2 separate regions of the Homo sapiens genome follow, and region 2 is linked to region 1. Evidence: read pairs that join two places in POLR2A ChIA-PET (ENCODE). Cell type or tissue: OCI-LY7. All regions are shown on one strand. Links, peaks and the distances in the headings refer to the core of each region. The heading gives the core; the rest is flanking DNA.

Region 1 (9,634 bases), core at 4,104-6,603:
GGCAGGCAGGCAGGTGACTGGCTAGATGACCATGTACCAAAAGTGAATATGTTTATCATAGGATGACATTAATCATAGATGATTTTTATTTTGTTCTTTTTGCTTATAATTTTCCAACATTGTCAATAATTATTATTTTTTAATTAAAAGCTACTGAAGCACCAAAGGCACAGGCAACAGGCCAGGTGCGGTGGCTCACGCCTGTAATCCTAGCACTTTGGGAGGCCAAGGCATGCGGACCACCTGACGTCTGGAGTTCAAGACCAGCCTGGCCAACATGGCAAAACCCCATCTCTACGAAAAATACAAAAATGAGCTGGGCATGGTGGCACATGCCTATAATCCCAGCTATTTGGGAGACTGAGGCAGGAGAATTGCTTGAACCCAGGAGGCGGAGGTTGCATTGAGCCGAGATCGTGCCACTACACTCCAGCCTTGGCGACAGCGCAAGACTCCATCTCAAATAGGTAAATACATACATACATACATACATAAAACAAAAGCACAGGCAACTAGTGAAAAAATATATTGGATTTCATCAAAATTAAAAACTTTTGTGTATGAAAGGAGACTATATATAAAGTAAAAAAAACAACCCACAGAATAGGGCAGGAAGGAAATTATGTTTCATTGCGCTGATCAATACATTGGTTATTTTACTCACAGATAAATCCATGTCTCCTAGTCTTTTTTGTTCCTGCTCAATAACAGATTCTAATACTTTATAGTAAAGCATCTCCGCAAAACGAAAATGTTTGCTGGCAATTTCTGTAGAAATAATAAAAAAAAAAACCCCACAAAAATGGCACACAAAGAAAATAAAGGCCCATTCCTCCTCCTTTACTCACAAAATAAAATTCAAAACCAACCCAATACTTTAGATATGCACACTTCTTATGATTGGTGTTTTAATTATCCCTAAGATACCTTAATTTTCTTCATGGTAACAGTCACATTTTTCTAAAATTATTAAATGAAATTTGCACATAAGGAACTGTAATATCATTTAAGACTAACACCCTTTTTTTTCCTCTATGTTTGAACAAAACAGACCAATGCTAAGAGGTATGTAATTGGCTTACTAGTCCACACCTACTTAGTTCCAATTCCTGACAGCAAACAATTCCTAGGCCAGGTTTGGGCCCATAACAGTGATATCTCCTGTCCTTATTCTCAATATGTTGAAGAATCACTACACTTCTATTTAATTTCCAGTTTACAAAAAAAACCTAAAGATTTGCAGATAAAAAAGCATCAGAAGTCCAATATAATAAAGATACCATTCTAAAATTTCTATCTTACTGAGAAGGGCTCAGAAATCAGTTGGTTGACCAGAAAAATTGGACAGCCATATCCTAGCCTTCAGTCTAAAGTCATAAATCTTTTCCTCATCTTTCTTAGTTAGTAAGAAATGACTCCATTTAGTTAAACTTCAAACATAAAAGCAGAATAACAATGTTAAACCTTACCTTTAGCACAATTACTGAAATCCTCGTCTGGCTGGAAATGCTGAGAATATATTTCAAACATTTCTTTCAGTCTGTTAGCAATAGCCTGGGTTGGATCTCTGGAACATGTCCTAAAAAAGGTAATGAGAAATAACATAATTTAAAGGTCTTGTCAAGTCACAAGGGGATAAAATGTTTCTATAATTTCACTAACATGTAAATATAAAACACTCTGAACAGAAACTATACACTTCCCAAATTAATCCAAGAGATCCCATACTTCCTTTTCAAAGGTGGTGGTATTACCAGTTTGAATGAAAAAAAAAAAAACTTTTCTTGTGGGAGCTACACCTTTTATTTTATATATATATATTTTTTTTGAGACAGAGTCTCGCTCTTTCACCCAGGATGGAATGCAGTGATGCAGTCTTGGCTCACTGCAACCTCCACCTCCCAGGTTCAAGTGATTCTCCTGCCTCAGCCTCCAAGTAGCTGGAACTGCAGGCACCTGCCACCACGCCCAGCTAATTTTTGTATTTTCAGTAGAGATGGGGTTTCACCATGTTGGCCAGGCTGGTCTCGAACTCCTGGCCTCAAGTGATCCACTTGCCTCAGGCTCCCAAAGTGTTAGGATTACAGGAATGAGCCACTTCGCCCGGCCGGGGATACACCTTTCAGTGCAGGAAGTTTAGCAACCTTGGCCTGGGCCCATTCGATATCTATGACTGTCCCCCACCTGTCCTACACATCCCCAGTCACTGATTATCCCAAACTTGCCCTTAACTATTTCCCTAGAGGACAGTAAAACTCCCATTAAGAACACCTGGAAGAAAATAGAATGAAGGGGTGTAAAACCCATACTACAGACTCACATAAACTGTTCCTGGCATTCTACATTTTTTTCCCGCCAACGAGGTTTACTTCAGTCTTTCTATTATTAGAAAGCAATATATGTTCAATCCAGAAGCATTATACAAATTATCACCATGTAAGCTTTTTGTAACAACTGTTTTTATCTTGATCACAAATATATATATAATTATATACATATTCTTTGTGAAAATGAAGCAAGTTTAAAAAATTATAAAGAGAATAAAAATCAATTACAGTCCTGCTAGAGATAACTACTGAATACATATACAAGCAGAATTTTTCTGGGAACACACACACACATACCTTTCAACAAAAATAGCACCCTTTATTTTACCTAGTATTTACTGGTAATATTTATTTAACCCCACTAATGGTACCTAAGATTTAAAATGCTGTTATGCCTAGTTAGAAACTGTAAAGCGATCTGGAAGACACAGAGATTAAGATGGCTTCTGAAATGTATTTACGAAATGCTTCTAAATTCAAGGCAAACAAGGTGCATCTGAAAAACATGACTCAGGAAGAGGCCACAGAGATATAACTTGTTGAGTATAAATCACAATCAAGTTTATGAATAAAGCAGACTTCACTAAAATGTAAAGGAAAAGTAGTTGGCATTTAAGAAGCCTGGCTATGAGTGGGAAATTACTTATGTGTACATATAGGGTCTTCTTGATATACCATCATCAGAAATAAAATGGGGTCCTTTTGGGTCTACGTTATCATATCATAAGGTTTTAGGACTGAGAGGGACCTTGGAGGTAACTTTTCAAATCAACTTGCCAAAGGTTATGCATAAGATGATGAGATTCAGCCTACTGGGCTTTTAATTAAAACTCAATGATATTCCTACCAGTCTCAGGGAGATCAAAGGAACTAAATGCAGTGAACTTCCTTTCCAGGATAAGGATGTTTTATAGAGCTTACAAAAGTTACAGTGGTTTTTGTCCTGCTTTATGAACATGTGGAACTCTATTAATCTTTTCAAATCTGAGTCACCCTTCAGAACTTACCTCAGGTTCAACCCTCTTCATAAAGTCCTTTGACAATTCCCATCATCACTGAGCTTCCCCCCGCCCCCACCTCACCACTCCCTGAAATCTTGAAAGAACAGTTGGCAATAAGACACTTTTGTGTTTTACTCTACACTGTCTGGTGTTATTAGTTACTGTGTCTTGTATTATATTAAAGAAATCTAAGGAAAGAAGATCTTCCACTTATACATCTTATTGCTAGGTCCTCTATAGACTCACAACAGGACTGAGTATACAATTGATAAAAAATTATTCATGGGTGAATTAAGGCATTAATAATGAAAGAATAGGAAATTGGAAAATGGTCAATAACCAAATCTTAGAAAGCAGACAGGGCTCAAACTAACCTGAGAATCTGTTCCAGTTTCTCACTTGGTGCATTCCTGAGGCCTGTCAGCATGGTGTGAAGACGACTCAAGCTATGCGTAGCTGTAGAAACTGGAGTCACACAAGGGCTATTCTCCTTAATGTACCTAACACCAGTTAGTGGTGTGGAGATTCTAAGTGCTTTGGACTAAAGAAAAAAAAAATTACACAGAATTAATAAACATTTTTTAAAGAACATTATTTTAGGCCAGAAAGACTTTAATTCACTTCACAAATGGGACTTCAAGCCAGTAAGACTTTATCTTTACAATATCAATAAATTTTAGTGACTCAAATGTCACCATTCTTGGAATTTAAACATAACAGCATTAAGAGCCGCCAATATCCATGTGAAGACGAAGGTGTGAAAGAATAATTTGTATTTTAGCTAACTAAAAGTTTGTCTCTTAAAAGTTAAAACTCTAAAATAAGGTACAGCTCCCTACATTCCCTCTTGTAAAACTTATGCTCGGAGGCAAAGATAAGCATTCTGCTCACCTGAAAAATTAAGATTATTCTCAGCTCTGAGAAACAGAATTTCACAATTCCCATCTACTGCTATTTTTGCAGACACTCAAAGATAAAAGAAAATTGTGATTAAATTTGGTTCCAAAAAAAATCCATGATTTAACAAAAGCCTACTGATATGGTTTGGCTATGTCTGCATCGAAGCCTCAACTTGAATTGTATTTCCCAGAATTCCCATGTGCTGTGTGAGGCACCCAGTGGGAGGTAATTGAATTATGGAGGCCAGTCTTTCCCGTTCTATTCTTGTGATAGTGAATACGTCTCGCGAGATCTGACGGCCTTATCAGGGGTTTCCACTTTTGCTTCTTCCTCATTTTTCTCTTGCCACCGCCACCTAAGAAGTGCCTTTCGCCTCACACCATGATTCTGAGGACTCCCCAGTCATGTGGAACTGTAAGTCCAATTAAACCTCTTTTTGTTCCCAGTTTTGGGCATGTCTTTATCAGCAGCGTTAAAATGAATTAATACACCCACCATCCAAATATTCAAATTTGCTTCAGAGACAGATAATAAGTTGAACATTCCCTAAAAAGGCAACTTGATGCAGAACAGCCTTCATTGGTCTTCCTGCCCCTCCTCTACCTTTGGTTACCAGAATCTATCACAGGTTCTCCCCCTAAGGTAGACAGGTCTTCAGAGAAATAAGTTAAAGTCAACATTCTTGACAATAAATATGGAGAAGATGTGACTTGGTGTCAAAGGAGCCAGTAAAACATCTTTCTGATTTTTCAAATAAACTCTGAAAGGTTAAGATAGCTTAACAATGTCTTTTAATATTCAAGATAAAATTTCCCTGTGTATTAAATGTACTTATTCTAATTTTTTAAAAAACCTAGCAAAACTTTCACCTGGCAACAGAGCCAACTATTCAAGTTTCATAAGATATAGAAAAGCACAGAAATTTACTGTATACAGAAACAAACCTACATGTTTTCTCTATGTCTTAAAGTGTAATACAACTAAGACTTTCACTTTGTTTCAAAGAAATTCATTCTATAATTAAGTCAATAAAATGATTTGGGTAGATTATTGCATTCAAAAGGCTGCTCCCTGCCTTACAAGGTTTCTTGCAGCCAACTACTTCACTGTGCATGAACCGATGCCTACATTGGGAGGCACTGGGAGGGAAAAACACCTTGTACACAAACAGGAGAATCAACAGCAGCCAGCAGCATATAACCACATCACCCACAGGCAGCAGTAGTTTCACAGAGGAAACTAGGTGTGACAACCACAAACAGCTTCCTGCCAGAGTCCTCAAGGTCAACATGGTGCTTCTTGGTAGCACTGTGCTTAGCTTAAAGCTTCCTGTTCATTCTGATCAAGAGGAATCTTTAACTTGGGTGCAAATATTAAGTCGGTATCTTAAAAATATTAGGATGTTCCATCTCCAAATGAAGACTTACAAAATTTGGAGTGACCCTGAGCTTTGTCCTTAGTCCTCTTGTATTCTCTCTCAATTCATACCTCTAAGTAATCCCTCCTCATTTTATAGCTTTAAAAGCCATCTACGGCTGGGCATGGTGGCTCACGCCTATAATCCCAGCACTTCAGGAAGCCGAGGCGGGAAGATCATGAGGTCAGGAGTTCAAGACCAGACTAGCCAAGATGGTGAAATGCCGTTTCTACTAAAAATACAAAAAATTAGCTGGGCATGGTGGCAGGCACCTGTAATCCCAGCTACTCAGGAGGCTGAGGCAGGAGAATCGCTTGAACCCAGGTGGCAGAGGTCACAGTGAGCCGAGATTGCACCACTGCACTCCAGCCTGGGTGACAGAGCGAGACTCCATCTCAAAAAAAAAAAAAAAAAAAGCTATCTGTACCCACCCTGATGACCCCAGGACATATATACACAACCCCTAACCTCTACTGTGAACTGTGAACTCCGGTCTTGTATACCTCAACTGTCTATTCAACTTCTCTACTAGGATGCTTAAAAGACATCTCTAATTTAACATGCTAATAACCCTAACTCTTGATTCCCCTTCCCCCAGACTTGCTCTTCCCTCTTAATAAATTTCAGTAGTAAATGTTCCCCGAATGTCTACTATGTGCCAAGCGCTGCATACAACACTGGTCACAGCCTTGGTGAAGCTTATATTCTAATGCAAGGAGACAGGTAATAAACAATTCTTTCTACCTACCTCCCTACTTACTGTCAGACAGTGATAAATACGAAGAGAAACACTAGCAAGCAGAGTCAGGGGGAAAAGAAGTCCTGAGGGTTGGGGAGGATGTTGTGGTTATTATTGACATAGCAGTTGGGTTATCAGAGACCAGAATGAAGTGAGAAGGAAGCCACATGAGTCTCTTGAAGCAATACAGTTTAGGCAGAGGGAATTGCAAAGGCAAAGGCTTTGTGTTGCAGGCATGCCTGGCATATCTGAAGAACAAAAAAGGAGGTTAATGTGGCATAAGTGGGTGAGGAGGGAGGAAAGTAGATGAATTCAGAGAGAGCCAGGGCCAGATAACTTACAACATTACAGGCACTTGTCAGGATTTTAGCTTTTATATCATTCACCCAACTGGAGACATCACTGTTCTCTTTTTCTCATACCCTAGATACAAACCCTCGGTAAATCCTGTGGGTGCCATCTCCAAAATATGGCCCAGCTACAAACCATTCTCTGAAGCAAGCCACCATAAACTATTGCCAGAATCATTCCAATAGCTTCTTAACTCCCTACTTCCACCCTTGCCTCTAATCCCACTTTCCCAGAAGACCTTTAAAAATGTAAATCAGTCACTCCTCTTAATAACCCTCTTAATGGCTTTCACCTCAATCAGAGCAGAAGCAAAAGTCCTTACGATGGCTTCCAAAGCCTACACGGTCTGTCTGGCTCTCTTGTTCCCTCTTCCCTGCATTTCTTTTTCTTCTTCTTTTCTTTTTTTTTAAAGACAGGCTCTTGCTCTGTCACCCAGGCTGGAGGGCAGTGACGCGATCACGGCTCACTGCAGCCTGGAACTCCTGGGCTCAACGAATCCTCCTAACTCAGCCTCGCAAGTAGCTGGGCCCACAGGTGGACACAACCATGGCCAGCTTATTTTTTGTATTAATATTTTATGTAGAGACGGGGTCTCACTTTGTTGCCCAGACTAGTCTTGAACTCCTGGGCTCAGGCAGTCTTCTGCCTCAGTCTCCCAATGTGCTAGGATTACAAGTATGAGCCATCACACCTGGCCTCCCGTCACTTCTTACCACTTTTTCCCTCACTCTATTCCTACCACACTAGCATTCTCACTGTTCCTCCAAAAAGCTAATCCTGTTCCAACCTCACGGCTTTGCATTTGTTATGCTCTCAGCTTCAAATACATTTACCCAGCTATTCATATGGCTTGCTTCCTCACTTACTTCTGGTGTGTGACACCGTTCCCAACCACCTTACCTACCACAGCCCACCCATCCCATTCTCCCCTCCCCTCAATATTTTGTATTACTACTCTATTTTCTTCATCTATCATCACCCAACATACTATATATTTACTTGTTTATCTCCTGTCCATCTCCCCACACTGGAATATAAGCTTCTTTAGAACAGGGTTCTCGTGGTTATTTTGTTCACTGCTTTATCTCCAGTGTCCAGGACACAACCTGACATATAAAATGCTTTAGGAATATCTGTTGAATGAATAAGCAGACCAGTCTCAAGTCTGAAGCAGCTCACTTCCAGGTGAACTGGCCCTTGGATTACCCAGTGTTTCCCTGGTGGCACTTGCCAGAAGTTTGGTGTTTTCTGTTCCACCACATAGCAGAAGGGAAACTCTTGGCCTGCATCACTCTAAGTGTCTGTTTGAAATAATACCACGTGGTCCTGAAATTCAGTTTAAAAGAATTTTCTTAAAGACTGTAGATCCTCATTTTCTCCAGTCTCTTAAATGAAGGCCCCAGTCAGGTCAATTATCACTTTCTAAATGCCTACACTATGTTCACTACATATAAGACCATATATTACTGGCCCATCTTTTTAAAACCAACAATTATCAGCATGACACATTTGTTTAAATTTATATTAATTTCTTTTTCTCAGACCTCACTAAAATGAATGAAAGTTGATATTAACAAAGCAAATATCATAGAGATACCTTTTTCAATTAAGAGAAGTATGATGAGAATTTTCTCCTTCATACTGTAGGCAAGTAAAACACAAACATGAAATTACCAAAATAAAAAAGAACCCCTGGCTTACCTGCTCCTGTATTTCTACTCTTCTGGCATGGCTAAACTCACCTTGTCAAAATGCTGCTGTAAGATGTTTTTCATCTGCACCCTTTCAGCAGTCTCTGTTCCTGAACCAGCGTTCAGACACCTTGAGAGAGTCCCAATTTCCTCCTCAGCATCCTCTCCAAGAAATATCCGCTCATCTAAATTCCCAACAGATAAAACATACTCCTCATAGGCCTTATTGATGGCTTTACTATAGGAAAAACAAATACAGACAAAATGTACTCTCTCACAGAACTGCCATTTCAATTAATTATTTCATTTTTTTATTTACTAAAAGTTCTAATAGTTTTTTGAAAGTTAAACTTTGGTAGGGTAACTTGTAGTTATAAGAACTGGATAGTATAGCTGGGTGCAGTAGCTCCCGTCTGTAATCCCAGCACTTTGGGAGGCTGAGGCAGGTGGATCACGAAGTCAGGAGTTTGAGACCAGCCTGGCCAATATGGTGAAACCCTGTCTCTACTAAAAATACAAAAATTAGCTGGGCATGGTGGCACGTGCCTGTATTCACAGCTACTCAGGAGGCTGAGGCAGAAGAATCGCTTGAACCTGGGAGGCAGAGGTTGCAGTGAGCCGAGATCATGCCACTGCATTCCAGCCTGGGCGACACAGCGAGACTCCATCTCAAAAAACAAAACAAAACAAAAACTGGATAGTATCACATGTAATCCTGCTATCCCCAAGCTCATCCATCACACAGTACAAGTATTTTGCTGACAGTGTTTCAGCTGCTGGTAGGTGCAACTTCCGGTGAGAAGCTTAACTATCTGTCTAGCTGCTCTAGGCACCCCTGAAGACTTCCACACTTACACATCATCAATTTTCACCCATATAGTTCCAAAAGAATTTATTTCAAAATTTATAATCCAGAAGCTTAAAGAAACTTCAAAAACAGCCATACAATTTTGAACACATTTAAAAAGTGTGCTTATATTTAGGTGACAGAATTTTTGCTTCCCTGTATTCTCTCACAAAACATATTCTCAGTTTCCAGAGTACAAACAATAAAAACACTAACTTCTGAAGTTTCCTAAGTATACAATTTAAAATATTAAAACATTTTATACAGAAGTACTCACAAACTCTCTCCAAAGTTCCCAGGTTCTAGAAACCCAGTGAGATTTTCTTCTTTTCCCTTAAGGAGCTATGATGAAAGAAGAGAT
Region 2 (2,500 bases), core at 1-2,500, 400 kb after region 1:
TTACAGGTGTGAGCCACCAATCCAGGCCCCAGCTAATTTTTAAAATTTTTAAAATAGAAATGAGGTCTCACTATGTTGCCCAGGCTGACCTTGAACTCCTGGCCTCAAGCAATCCTCCTGCCTCAGCTTCACAAAGTGCTGGGGCTACAGGCATGAGCCACTGCACCCAACCTACCTAGTATCCTTCTGATCCTCAGGTCTCATTATTCGGGATCAGGAGTCAGCAAACTACAGCCCACAGGCCACATCCAGCCTACTGCCTGTTTTTGTATAGCCTGTGAGCTAAGAATGGTTTTTACATTATTTATTTGTTTGTTTGTTTGTAGAGATGGGGGTCTTGCTATGTTGCCCAGGCTGGTCTTGAACTCCTGGCCCCAAGCAATCCTCCCTCCTTGGTCTTCCAAAGTCCTGGGATCACAGATATGAGCCACCATGCCTGGCCAGCTTTTACATTTTTAAATGGTTGAAAAAAATGTTTAAAGAATAATATTTTGTGACACAGAAAAATTATGTGAAATTCAAAACTTCAGTGTCCATAAAGCTTTATTGGAACCCAGATATACTCATTTGTTTACATACCATCTACGGCTGCTTTTACTCTACAGTGGCAGTTTCTCATCAACATTACAAGAAACGACGTTACTTGGACTTACTGTACGTCATTTCGCTTAAAGTTGCAGTTTCTAAGAACCTAACGAGGACATTAATTGAGAATTTACTGCAGTTGCAACTGAAACCCTATGGTCCATAAAGCTCAAAATATTTACTCTCTGGACCTTTACAGAAAAAGTTTGCTGATGCCTGTTCACGGTCATTATCCTGCAGAGACAAGAGGCAGATTGAGGCCTGGCTGCCCCATGAGTGGGGAGGCCGATGCCCAGACCTAGTATTTGGGGGCAGTTTGAATCAGAACCTCACATTTCCTTTTGCCACATCTTTATGACCATGGTCATTACTCCCACCCTCTGCAAGTACCTAAGACTCTTTCACAGAGGAATTCATGTCTTTATACCAGTAATATTTTTTGACTAAATTTTTTTTCCATTTTTCTTGTTGTTAAAGATAGAGGTGGGGGTCTCACTATGTTGCCCAGGCTAGTCTTGAACTCTTGGCCTCAAGCATTCCTCCCACTTCTGCTTCCCAAAGTGCTGGGATTACAGGCATATGCCACTGTGCCCAGCCACCAGAAATATTTTTCTTTTTTAAAGGACATGAGAAATTTTCTTCTCCACACCCTGCCACTATCCCACGTGGTTTCATCGACGCTTGATCACTTTCACCACCACTTAGTTACTGATTTCTCCCCAGAACAAACCAAACCTCCAGCCCACGTCCTGAGATTTCTGATCAATACCCAAATGTTGGCCAGGTAAGGTAGATCATGCTTGTAATCTCAGTGCTTTGAGAGGCCAAGGCAGGAGAAACACTTGAGTCTAGGAGTTGGAGACCAGCCTAGGCAACACAGTAAGACCCTACTTAAAAAATTAGCTGGGCATGATGGTGTGCACCTGTAGCCCCAGCTACTTGGCTGGGTGGGAGGATCCCTCGAGCTCAGGAGGTTGAGGCTGCAGTAGCTATGATCATACCACTACAGGAGGCATGGGTGACAGAGCAAGACCCTGTGTCTTAAAAACAACAACAAAAGAAACCAAAAACCAACAAAACAAAACAAAACAAAAAACCCAAATGTCTGGTCAACATTAGATTAAGTTGGAGGGTGGGGGGTGTTGCTGCTTACCAGCAGTGCAACTTTGGGCAAGTCATTTAACAGCATGGAACGTCAATTTCATCATCTCTCAAAGGCGGAAATGATCCTGTCCAACCTGCCAGGATTACCGTGCTAATCGGATGAAATGAGAGCTGCCCACAAGACACTGAGCCGCCTGGCCCCAGCCTCTCTCCCTTTCACCACCACACTCCCTGCCCACTGGCTCTCCTTGAGTCCCCTGGCCTTGCCAAGCTCTTGGCTATCTCTGTACATGCTGACCTTTCTGCCAGAAACATCTTTTTCTAACCCCACCTTCTGCCTGGCAGATCAATGCATAACCTTTGTTTATGTGTGTTTCTGTTTAAAGATACCTTATAGGCCAGGTGCTGTGGCTTGAGCCTGTAATCCTAGCACTTTGGAGGCCAAAGTGGGTGATCACCTGAGGTCGGGAGCTCGAGACCAGCCTGGGCAACATGGTGAAACCTCGTCTCTACTAAAAATACAAAAATTAGCTGGGCGTGGTGGCATGTGCCTGTAGTACCAGCTACATGGGAGGCTGAGGCAGGAGAATCGCTTGAACTCCAGAGGTGGAGACTGCAGTGAGCTGACATCGTGCCACTGCACTCCAGCCTGGGAGACAGAGTGAGACTCCATCTCAAAAAAACAAAAACAAAGACAAAAGACACCTTATTTGATATATATTGTTGATATATATACATATTATTCATTAACACTGAACTCAGCCAACTGCACTATAACTCATGCCTGAACGAAGCTTACCTAACAGACAAG

What was found. Peaks named below come from ENCODE experiments on the same cell type or tissue, not always from the same donor. Only the 100,000 strongest peaks of a DNase experiment are listed, where the experiment ranks them.
Region 2: POLR2A ChIA-PET joins it to region 1 with 7 read pairs; 1 of 35 experiments calls an interaction of 5 or more read pairs at or near these places.

The regions. Positions count from the first base shown.
Region 1 is chr16:53,453,686-53,463,319 of GRCh38, reverse strand. It overlaps RBL2 (RB transcriptional corepressor like 2), which reads right to left. Exons shown (of 22, transcript NM_005611.4): 7 at 9,551-9,615; 8 at 8,478-8,664; 9 at 3,703-3,869; 10 at 1,470-1,579; 11 at 665-768. Among named protein-coding and RNA genes, the nearest start is that of RBL2, 24 kb to the right of the region's middle. In OCI-LY7, for the core only: a CTCF peak has its summit at 5,423; a DNase peak (open chromatin) is centred at 5,479; H3K4me3 peaks cover 881 bases; H3K27ac peaks cover 1,952 bases.
Region 2 is chr16:53,058,004-53,060,503 of GRCh38, reverse strand. All of the region lies in intron 1 of CHD9 (chromodomain helicase DNA binding protein 9), which reads right to left. Among named protein-coding and RNA genes, the nearest start is that of CHD9, 4.3 kb to the right of the region's middle. RefSeq lists an enhancer at 2,426-2,475. In OCI-LY7, for the core only: no CTCF peak of the experiment used is centred there; DNase peaks (open chromatin) are centred at 1,553 and 1,813; H3K4me3 peaks cover 1,407 bases; H3K27ac peaks cover 2,500 bases.